Regions from separate parts of the Homo sapiens genome. Here all the other regions are linked to region 3. The links are chromatin contacts, found by Hi-C or POLR2A ChIA-PET in ENCODE. All regions are on one chromosome and are shown on one strand. Each heading gives the region's core, a stretch centred on a gene start or an enhancer-like site at or near the end of the contact. The rest is flanking DNA. Distances are from core to core; before and after follow the strand shown.

Region 1 (3,185 bases), core at 514-3,013, 67 kb after region 3:
AGATTGTCGTGATTTAATAAGTTAAAGAATATTCTTTCATTATTGGACTCTGAGCTTCAGGTAGCTTTAAGTGCTTTATCTGAGGCACATTGTAATTTGGAAAGATTTATATTAAAATTCCATAGATTTTCTTAAGAAGGGAAGATAAACACCATAGAGGAAGGATGCTAGGTAATTAATGTGGAAGAACAGATAATAGTGTCTTCAGTTCTGCAAGGAAAAAAGCCATTCCAGGGAGCTATGCAATGAGGCTGAAAGGATGCTTGGCCTGGAATCAGATTTAATTTCTATGACTGAGGAAGCTTGTTAGCCTCAGTTTTCTCATCTGCAAAATGGAGATAATGAAGGGGGATATTTTTGTGCTTGGTCTTTTATGCATCTTAAACATCTTTTTGGGCTACTCAGAGATTTATTCACTTACATATACTCCTGCCCCTTAGCTGCATTCACTATTGGTTAGGTGCTGGATTGCCAAATCCTAGATGGATGTTAGTGCTCAGAAATCACTGAAAAGGGAACAGGATTTGGAAACTTAAAACCTGTTTGAAAAGGTCCAATGGGTGTTACTAGAAATGGGAATGGAAAGATAATTTTATTCTATTCCTTGAAAAAAAGCTGCTGTTGGCTCCAGTAGCAACCTTTACCATGAACAAAAGATATCCAAGGGCTCTGAAAGATAAGCAAGAGAAGAAGACACCACTTGGTAAGTGTTCACTTTTTAAAATTCTAGTATTTTAGTCACTGAAATTGCTCCAGGACTCACAGTGAAGGGTTGGACACAGGTCACAGGCAGTGGGCACCAGTACAGCTTCCGTCATGAGTTTAGATGTCAAAGAGCCCCGACCCTTTCTTATTCCATTAACAGAAATGAAATATTTCTGAGTGGTATAACTTTAAGCACAGTTCCTCCAACAATGCAGCCAGCCTGAGAATGACATAATTTGGGGGCAGTCTCATCACACTGAGTGTCAGTGAAAACCCTCTAGAGCTGCATAGTCCAATCTGGTAGCCACATGTGGCAATTGAGCACTTGAAATGTGGCTCATCCAAACAGAGGTGCTATGAAGCATAAAATACACACTGGATTTTGAAGACTTAGTATAAAAAAAAAGTAAAATGTCTCAATTTTATATTGACTACATGTTTAAATGATAGCATTTTGAATATAACTGGTGAAATAAAATAGATTATTAAAAACAATATATTACTAAAATTCACCTGAGTTTTTTTCACTTTTTAGAATTTGGCTAATAGGAAATTTTAATTACGTATGTAGTTCACATTATATTTCTGTGGATTGCACTGCTCTAAGAGTCTCGCCCAGGCTGTGCCAGGTCACTCAACAGAAGTTGACTAGTACTTTGGGATAAAGGGCCTCATATTTACTCCTATTCAGTTACCTCCCCCTCACTCAGTTGGCCCAGTGGTCCAGTCTGTTACCATGTTTTGGGATCCTCCAATTCAGGCATTCAGTATGAGCCTCTCCACCTGATGTTATCTGTGCACTGTATTGACTGAGACATAAGATTTTCATCTAAACAGTGAATAAAAGCACTAGCCAAAGAATTGAAGTCAACTCTTAGTTAGATTTTGCCACTGAAAGCTTGCTCCAGGTTGACAATCATCTGAACATCAGGGTAAAGTCGTATCAACCTCCATAAGAATAATTGATTTTGCATCTAGCCATATTTCTTTATCTTGTCCACACAGGTATGCTGAGAGATCTTGTTGAAATCCAGTTAGACAACAGCCTGTTAGGAAATGAGGTGTGTCTGTTATGACACTCTTCGTGAGCCCATACTGGGGCCTAGGGATCTTCACTTTCACATTTAGGTGATTTTCTCAGTATTCTGGAATTGTCTCCAGTCCAGAAGACAGGATTTCCTTCAAAGAAAGTGTTTCTTATCATCAATCACCTCTTCCCTCTTGGACTTCCATTTCCTCTTACTGATGTTCACTTTACCCTTTTATATTGAAAACATCATTTTTTGACAGAATATAGAAACAAAACGGGAGGTTTTATGTACCATAGTGTTACCATGTGCATGCTCTAGAATCACACTGATCAGATTCAAATTCCAGTTCTACCATTTACTAGTTGTGCCTTAATTTCTCCCTCTGTAAAATGGTGATAATAACAGTACATGTTTCATAGAGTTGTTGGTTGATTTGACATTTACAACTGGAATGCCTCTCTTGGGATAGGCAGTTCAAAAAGAACAAGTTAATAATATATGTTGCACAACTGAGGTTTGGGAGGCTTATGATTTTTTAAAATTTTCCTTCCCTCTGCAATGCATGATGTTTGTGTGAAGGTGGCGCTAAAATAATGCCGTGAGAGCTATCGGCTCTGGAGCCCCAGACCTGTTTTTTTTTTTTTTTTTTTAAGCCATTTTCTAGCTCTTGCCACTAAAAATCAGGATATTAAGTAAAACAATAATAATTATAATTTTCAATGCAAACTCAAATAATAATGCATTTAACTACCCTCCTCTTTTAGTCTCCCTTAATCTTAACGTAGACAAGGCAGATGCCATACAGGCTGGATTTTGATTTGGAGCCTGATTCTGCCAAATAATAATAATAATAAATTAAAGGATGGTTTCCGAGAATTAGTAACAGTTATGGAAGCCACTGCAAGGGGCCAAATTAGGTGATTAAGAACAAGGCCGAGCACGGTGGCTCATGCCTGTAATCCCAACACTTTGGAAGGCCGAGGCAGGCGGATCCCCTGAGGTCAGGAGTTCGAGACCCGCCTGGCCAACATGATGAAACCCCATCTCTACTAAAGATACAAAAATTAGCCAGGTGTGGTGGCACATGCCTGTAATCTCAGATACTTGAGAGGCTGAGGCAGGAGAATCACTTGAACGTGGGAGGCAGAGGTTGCAGTGAGCCAAGATTGCGCCACCACTGCATTCCAGCCTGGGTAACACACCGAGACTCCATCTCAAAAAAAAAAAAAAAAAAGCAATCATGTAATTAAGTCTTCTGTGTTTTCTACCAGTTAGGTAACATTAAACCAGAACAGGAAATGTGATAATGTTTTCAGCAAGGTGTTTGATGATTCATCTTGTGATATCCCCTGGAGATAAAATAGAGGCACATAGTTGGATTCATAACTCACTAGTTACTGTTGAACATACTGTTGATTAATGGCTCAATGTCAACCTGTAAAGGAGAGA
Region 2 (3,438 bases), core at 91-2,590, 96 kb after region 3:
GACTGTAGGTGGCCCTTCGGCCAGCTCCACCGATTCACCCAGCGTCTCAGCCTGCCTTCTTGGCTAGCCAGGGTGCAGTTTCTAAAATTGCCATTTGTGGCCGAGCGCAGTGGCTCATGCCTATAATCTCAGCACTTTGGGAGGCTGAGGCAAGTGGATCGCCTGAGGTCAGGAGTTCAAGACCAGCCTGGCCAGTATGGTGAAACCCCATCTCTACTAAAAATACAAAAATTAGCTGGACGTGGTGACGGGCACCTGTAAATCCCAGCTCCTCGGGAGGCTGAGGCAGGAGAATCGCTTGAACCCGGGAGGTGGAGGTTGCAGTGAGCCAAGATCCTGCCATTGCACTCCAGCCTGGGCAACAACAGTGAATCTCTATCTCGAAATAATAATAATAATAATCATCATCATAAATAAAATTGCCATTTGATGCCACTTGCCCTGGGGCTGATTTTTACAAGCGTTTAACTATATCGTTGTATCCCTGAAAGCAGAGAGTGCCATGTTTCAGTATTACCCAGCAAAGGCGATTTTGCAAGGGTCACCTTTGACAGCCGTGCCTGGAGGGAGCCTGCCCGGGGTGCGAAGGGGAAGGGCAGCCATCCTCACGTGGGTTTCTTTCTCCAGGCTGTCGAAGGAGACTGTGATTTCCAGCTGTTGAAACTAGATGGCAAGTTTTCCGTGGTATACGCAAAATGTGATTCCAGTCCAGGTACAGATGACTATTCTTATTCTCATTTTTTCCTTGTAGAGAAAGTGGGGAAGGGATCTGAATAATTTTCAACTTAAGTAGTTCTAGCAGCTTTGTCGGTGAGGAAAAGGAGAAGCCAAATTTCCTGGGTTCTGGGATTTTTAAAATTGTGTTTTAAGAAGCTACTCTTGGCCTGGTGCGGTGGCTCACGCCTGTAATCCACCCACCCGAGGCAGGTGGATCACCTGAAGTCAGAAGTTCGAGACCAGCCTGGCCAACATAGTGAAACCCCCATCTCTACTAAAAATACAAAAATGTGGTGGTGCTCGCCTGTAATCCCAGCTACTAGGGAGGCTGAGGCAGGAGAATCGCTTGAACCTGGGAGGCAGAGGTGGCAGTGGGCCGAGATCGCACCACTGCACTCCAGCCTGAGTGACACAGAGTGAGACCCTGTCTCAAAAAAATAAGAAGTTATTCTTACTGGAAGTGAAAATTGCCTCGTGATGATAAGAGCTCCTGCAGAAATGTCAGCATAGCAAAAGCCTTTTGAAGGTTTAGTAAGAAGCAGAGAAAGTGCCTGAAGCTATCTGGGGAATGCCTTAGCCCTTGCTAACGCAGCAGAGCTGGGGCCATGCCAGGGAGAATGGCTGCCCACATCCTGGTTTCCTCTCTCCGAGCAGACTCAGCCGAGGACGTGCGCAAGGTGTGCCAAGACTGCCCCCTGCTGGCCCCGCTGAACGACACCAGGGTGGTGCACGCCGCGAAAGCTGCCCTGGCCGCCTTCAACGCTCAGAACAACGGCTCCAATTTTCAGCTGGAGGAAATTTCCCGGGCTCAGCTTGTGGTAAAGACTGAGATTCTTTTGACAGGTTGGGCAGTTCGGTGGCACTTCGGGAATGTACTGTACGTGGTGGAGCGGGAGGCAGGGAAGAACAGGCGCAGGGGCAGCGATGAGAAAGCAAGGAGAGGGTTGTTTGGAAAGGGAAGAAAGCATCCTAAGGGGGTATGAGGCTCCTGAGTGTCATGAGGACCCCAACACCCTCAGCGCCTCCCCCATGCTGAGCCACTGTAACGTCCAGCAGCCACAGCTGCCGGCAGGTACATCCCCACTCCCTCCGTTCCAGCTAAAACCAAAGCTCAGTGTCAGCTGGTAGAGTTGCCCACGTCGGCCAGAAGCACTCACTGTAAATTTGCTGGGCTCCAGTACCACCCATCTCCGCTGAACATCTGCCACAGACTCGTAATTAATACTCACTTGTGCTGACAAGCTTATAATGGCAAGATCTTAAAATGCCTTTCGAGTCACTGGAGAAAACATCTCATTGTACTGTGGGTGGTTTAGCACATTGGAATTCAACAGAATTCAAATGTTTAAGAAAATGTATTCTGGATATCAGCCATGGCCATACTTGGAAATACGCTAGTATAGACGGCAATTCTATTAATCAGAATATGTGATTCTCAGAACATCCCCACCCCAGACTACACCAAATAACAGATATTTTATTGTGTCCATATGCTCCAACTACTTTAAAAAAGAAAAGCTCAAGTGATATCTTCCATACTTTCATCTAAATCTTTTCATTTGAGCCTGCTCTATGAAACAGGTGGAAGAGGTATTAATCTCTTCACTTTCCCACCCTATTTTGGAATAACCTGAACCTTGGGTATCAAGTGCAGCCCAAGAGTGAGGGCTGGGGGGAGGCAGGGTTCCCACTCCTATCAGTCTAATGCTGGCCTTCTGATTCCGGTTTCCTATCTGCAAACTCACCTCCACCCTGAAGGACCGGTGATGGATACTTGCCCCTCCTACAAGGAAGACACAACCCCTACCTCTAAAGCACAAGCACTTGAGAACACAACCCCATAGCAACTGCCCTATGTAAGCCATTGAGGGACATGTCTTCTGGGCCGACGCATGGTCTGCATGAATGGTGCTCCCCGAAGGAGGCTACTTCCCGCTCTCCTTCTCTGCCCTTTTCATTGTAAGTCATCTTTCCTCAAGAGCATTTTCATGTACTCTTCTCAGCCCCTCCCACCTTCTACCTATGTGGAGTTTACAGTGTCTGGCACTGACTGTGTTGCTAAAGAGGCCACAGAGGCAGCCAAGTGTAACCTGCTGGCAGAAAAGGTGAGTGGGCCGGGACCTTGGGGTGTTACCACTCGGACAGAGCTGTTTGTGGAACAGAACATCCTTGGATAGTTTGTATCTTGGGGCTGCAGACAGAGAATAACAGTGCAAATCCCCTCTCCCTGTGGATCACGGCAAGCCTTCTTTTAGGGTGTCACCTCATCCCTTTAAGAGCTGTCATCAAATCATCTCACCCACTGGAAGCACATGAAGTTAGGAGAAAGAGAGAGGCTATTTGCTAATGAAGCCAAGTCACGCCCACCCACTGGGAATGTGAAGTGCACATTTTCTAGACATATAACTCTGATACAAAAGCTTTCAAGTCCTTGAGCCAATAATGTACACTTCTAGGATTTTAGTCTAAAGAAGTCATCAGTGGCCAGGCATGATGGCTCATGCCTGTAATTCCAGCACTTTGGGAGGCCAAGACGGGTGGATCGGGAGGTCAGGAGATCGAGACCATCCTGGCTAACATGGTGAAACCCCGTCTCTACTAAAAATACAAAAAAATTAGCCAGGCTTGGTGGTGAGCGCCTGTAGTCCCAGCTACTCGGGAGGCTGAGGCAGGAGAATGGTGTGAACCCAGGAGGCAGATGTTGCAGTAAACTAAGATCGT
Region 3 (3,409 bases), core at 324-2,823:
GAGATTCTGTCTCAAAAAAATGGGAAAAACATCATTCCCATGTGTGTCCTGGTTGCTTGTCTCTTTCAAAGTACTGCATACTAAATGCTACCACCCACTGCTCCTTGTGTGCTGGGAGCTGCTTCAGACTTACTATCCCATTGAATGTTTTCAACAACCAAAATGGTAGGTACTATTATTTATAACCATGTTTTCAGATAAGGAAATTGAAGCTTAGACAAGTTAAATAATTTCCCCCAAACACACAGCTAAGTGGTAGGACAATTGGTTCTGAATTCAACCTGCTTGGATTTGAAGTCTGGCTCTGTCACTTACAAAGTGTGTGATTTTGAATGAATTATTAATCTCTCTGAACATTAGCTTGCTCTTCTATTAAATGAAGGTATTTATTTCTATTTATCAGGATGGAAGTGTAAGGATTAAATGACATAATCCATGTGAAATGCTTGGTACAATGTTTGGCACAGAATGTGAGTCCAATAAATGCAAACTATGGTTTTAGCCAGATGCATATCCCTCTTCCAGGCACTCAGAAATGACTTTCTGTAAGTGTTGACTTCATCTGGATGTGCCCCTTCACATGGGCTTCTGGCGTGCTGGGCTCCAGCTGTCACCATTTGTCTTCAAAAGTCCAGGCTTGAAGAAAGGAAATGACCAAACGCATGCACCAAATGCATCTCATTTTAAAGCCCACCAGCCCCGTGGACTTCGACTTCCAGATATATTACCTCCTTTTGTATTATTAGAAACTTGGTTGCCCCACACCAGTGGGGTGAGGTGGAATGCGGAGAGCAGACAGAATATTTATAAGAGATGAAATGAGATCACCTACCTAGAGACACACCCCAGAGGAAAGTAGGATAGTTCTAGAGCTTTGTGGATCAAACAGGCACTCTTTAATCCCTTCTGACACCTCCTTCTCCCCATGCTACCCAGTCCCTTGCTCCAGTCAGACAGAGACGGGAAACATTTTTTGCACAGCCAAAACAAAGCCACTCGGGATGTAAATAAAATAGTCTGAACACCCAGTTGATCCCTCTGCCTTTGAGACCGGAATCATCTGGAGGGTGGATAAACACTTTCCCTGCTCCAGCACTCGGAGAAATAAGGGAGCAATAGATTGCAGCAATGGCTGCTGGGAGTGTTCCGAACTCTGTGAACAATATGGAGACTGCTCAGTAGATTATGGAGGGGTAAGAGCTGAAGTGTGTGTGTGTGTGTGTGTGTGTGTGTGTATGTCTGTGTGTGTGTGAGAGAGTGTTTGTGTGTGTGATGTTAGTGATGTTAGTGATTTCAGAATCCAGGCCACTGATAAACCAATTGAGGTGTGGGTGACATGCAGAAGGGCCCCAGAGGTGTACTGCCCATCACATCCTTCTCCAGGGCACTGCTTGCTGAGTTCATGTCTTTGTCACTCAGCACTGCTGTGCCCACAATCTGTGGCTTCTTGGAGATTCTCTTTGTCTGTGTGGTCCTTGTCTGTGTGGGCAGCCCTGGGGGACCGCTGAGGTAACTCTTACCAGTAACTTTGACTCCAGAGTCCCCGGGGCCTGGGCTTCTGGGAAAACAAGGCTGTGTGAGTGTGAAACTCAAACTGAAAGGACTTTCTTCTTTTTTGGTTGCATTGCACTCTGAACAAAACTCACTGGCTTGTGACGAGCAGGTGCTGTGCAAAGGGAGGCATACCTCCTGCTACTATTCCTTCTCCTGGTGAAAGGCCACGCCCCCTCACTTGGCTCTCTGGGACATTTCTTCTGTCAGGAGGCCTCTGCAGCTGGAATGTTCGTCACTCTTTGAGGTTAGGCATCTTTTCCTTTCCTTTTCCTTTGGAAATCTGTGGTCCTCCCTTTGCTGTGACAAATTGCACGGTGTGGCCAGTCAACTCCATTCTGCCTCCTGGGAAGGCTCACGTGGCCCGGCCTCCATGAGGGCCCAGGGCCAGTGCAGGAGTCCTCGACTTGCAATTCTGCCCTTTTCCATCCAGGCTTTGTCCAGCTCTCCGTTCTGTTCTCCCATTCGGTGTCCCCTCCAGCCCCTTAGCCCCTTTCCAGCACATCATGCTCCTGCTTGAGGACTGAAGAGGAAAGAAAGCCCATCTGGGGAGGCAATTAGGGAAAGAGAAACAGAGGCAGAGAGAAGTAGAGACAAAAGATGAAGAGAAGGCTTCTGCCTGGGTACTGTTGCTCCTCAAGGGCCTGATTCTGGAATTTCCCAAATCCAGCTGTAATCCCATTAGTTAAAGTTAACTAACTTTTTTTTTTTTTTTTTTTTTTTTGACTGAGCCTCGCTCTGTCTCCAGGCTGGAGTGCAGTGGCGCGATCTTGGCTCACTGCAACCTCCACCTCCTAGGTTCAAGCGATTCTCCTGCCTCCACCTCCTGAGTAGCTGGGACTACAGGTGTGCGCCACCATGCACAGCTAATTTTTTGTATTTTTAGTAGAGATGGGGTTTCACCATGTTGGCCAGGATGGTCTCAATCTCTTGACCTCGTGATCCGCCGTCCTCAGCCTCCCAAAGTGTTGGGATTACAGGCATGAGCCACCACGACCGGCGAGTTAACTAATTAAATTTGCTTGCTATTTGTCATCCTCCAAAGAGTCCTAATAAATATCTCAGGCCCCTTCGCCCACCTTGCTAAGATTCTGTTGTGTGCACCTCCCCATTCTGAATGAAGTCTTCTCCAGGCAGAGTGAGCTGCTGCTGCCTCTCTTCCCACTGTGTTTTGTGCACAGTTCTGCTGTACATTATCCCATGTGTGGCTATGATCTAAGGAGCCATTTGCCCATTGATTTTCCCCATGACTTTGTGGCAAGGACTGAGTTTCTTTCCTGACTAGGAGCCAGGTATCTTCAGCGCAGCCTAGCACAGTGCTTGGCATATCATAGGTGCTTTATTAGTGTTCGATGAATCCATGAGCCAATGAACCAACAAAAGAATAACATGTTAGCGCAGCAAAATGCAAACAAGTTGTATGAAGCTGTCAAAAGTGCTTCTGGAAATTTTAATGTAATTTAAGTTTTAAGCATGCTATTTTGTGCAAGATACATTAGACTAATAGGAATACAGCCCAGAAACACATTAAACAGGGCTTTAATCATTGTCGCTGTCTATTGAGAGGACTTTCCCATCTTCTTTCTCCTAGTAACAGACTCCATCCCACTGGACAAAAAGGTGAGCACGTGACCCTGTCCTGGCCAATAGGAGTGGTTGCCTGATGTGAAGGGCCAATTCCCCACAAAATGAAAAGATCAGCTTGTTGGGGGACAGAGCAGCACCCTGCCCACTGAAGCAGAGACAAGCAGAGACGCGAGACAGATGGAGAGTTGGGGGGAACCTTGTGTCCTCAAGCCGGTTCCTTTGGCTCCTCTGTCTACCCTAGGGCTGCCCTTGTGTCCGCATTGGCTTGGAG

Evidence for each region. A loop is a pair of places that touch in the nucleus more often than their neighbours do. ChIA-PET counts read pairs that join two places held with the same protein, here RNA polymerase II (POLR2A). Pooled maps may share reads with other maps.
Region 1: POLR2A ChIA-PET joins it to region 3 with 10 read pairs in GM10248. The contact joins two enhancer-like sites. A Hi-C loop is called at or near these places in 1 of 168 maps with a recorded cell type or tissue (B cell), 8 of 37 single-sample maps with no recorded cell type and 11 of 50 pooled maps. POLR2A ChIA-PET finds 5 or more read pairs at or near these places in 20 of 52 experiments (CD4-positive, alpha-beta T cell, CD4-positive, alpha-beta memory T cell, GM10248 and 13 more).
Region 2: a loop to region 3 is called in a pooled map, with 2.2 times the contacts of the local background. The contact joins two enhancer-like sites. A Hi-C loop is called at or near these places in 1 of 168 maps with a recorded cell type or tissue (PC-3) and 6 of 50 pooled maps. POLR2A ChIA-PET finds 5 or more read pairs at or near these places in 4 of 52 experiments (A673, HEK293, activated naive CD4-positive, alpha-beta T cell and 1 more).

The regions. Positions count from the first base shown.
Region 1 is chr3:186,587,053-186,590,237 of GRCh38, forward strand. No RefSeq gene overlaps it. Among named protein-coding and RNA genes, the nearest start is that of DNAJB11, 18 kb to the left of the region's middle. Within about 2 kb of position 1,764, at least 5 of the 41 ENCODE cell types and tissues checked have a DNase peak (open chromatin) inside an H3K27ac peak, as active enhancers do.
Region 2 is chr3:186,615,816-186,619,253 of GRCh38, forward strand. It overlaps AHSG (alpha 2-HS glycoprotein), which reads left to right. Exons shown (of 7, transcript NM_001622.4): 3 at 628-712; 4 at 1,372-1,535; 5 at 2,721-2,822. Among named protein-coding and RNA genes, the nearest start is that of AHSG, 4.5 kb to the left of the region's middle. Within about 2 kb of position 1,341, at least 3 of the 41 ENCODE cell types and tissues checked have a DNase peak (open chromatin) inside an H3K27ac peak, as active enhancers do.
Region 3 is chr3:186,520,023-186,523,431 of GRCh38, forward strand. No RefSeq gene overlaps it. Among named protein-coding and RNA genes, the nearest start is that of CRYGS, 23 kb to the right of the region's middle. RefSeq lists an enhancer at 1,434-1,633. Within about 2 kb of position 1,574, at least 3 of the 41 ENCODE cell types and tissues checked have a DNase peak (open chromatin) inside an H3K27ac peak, as active enhancers do.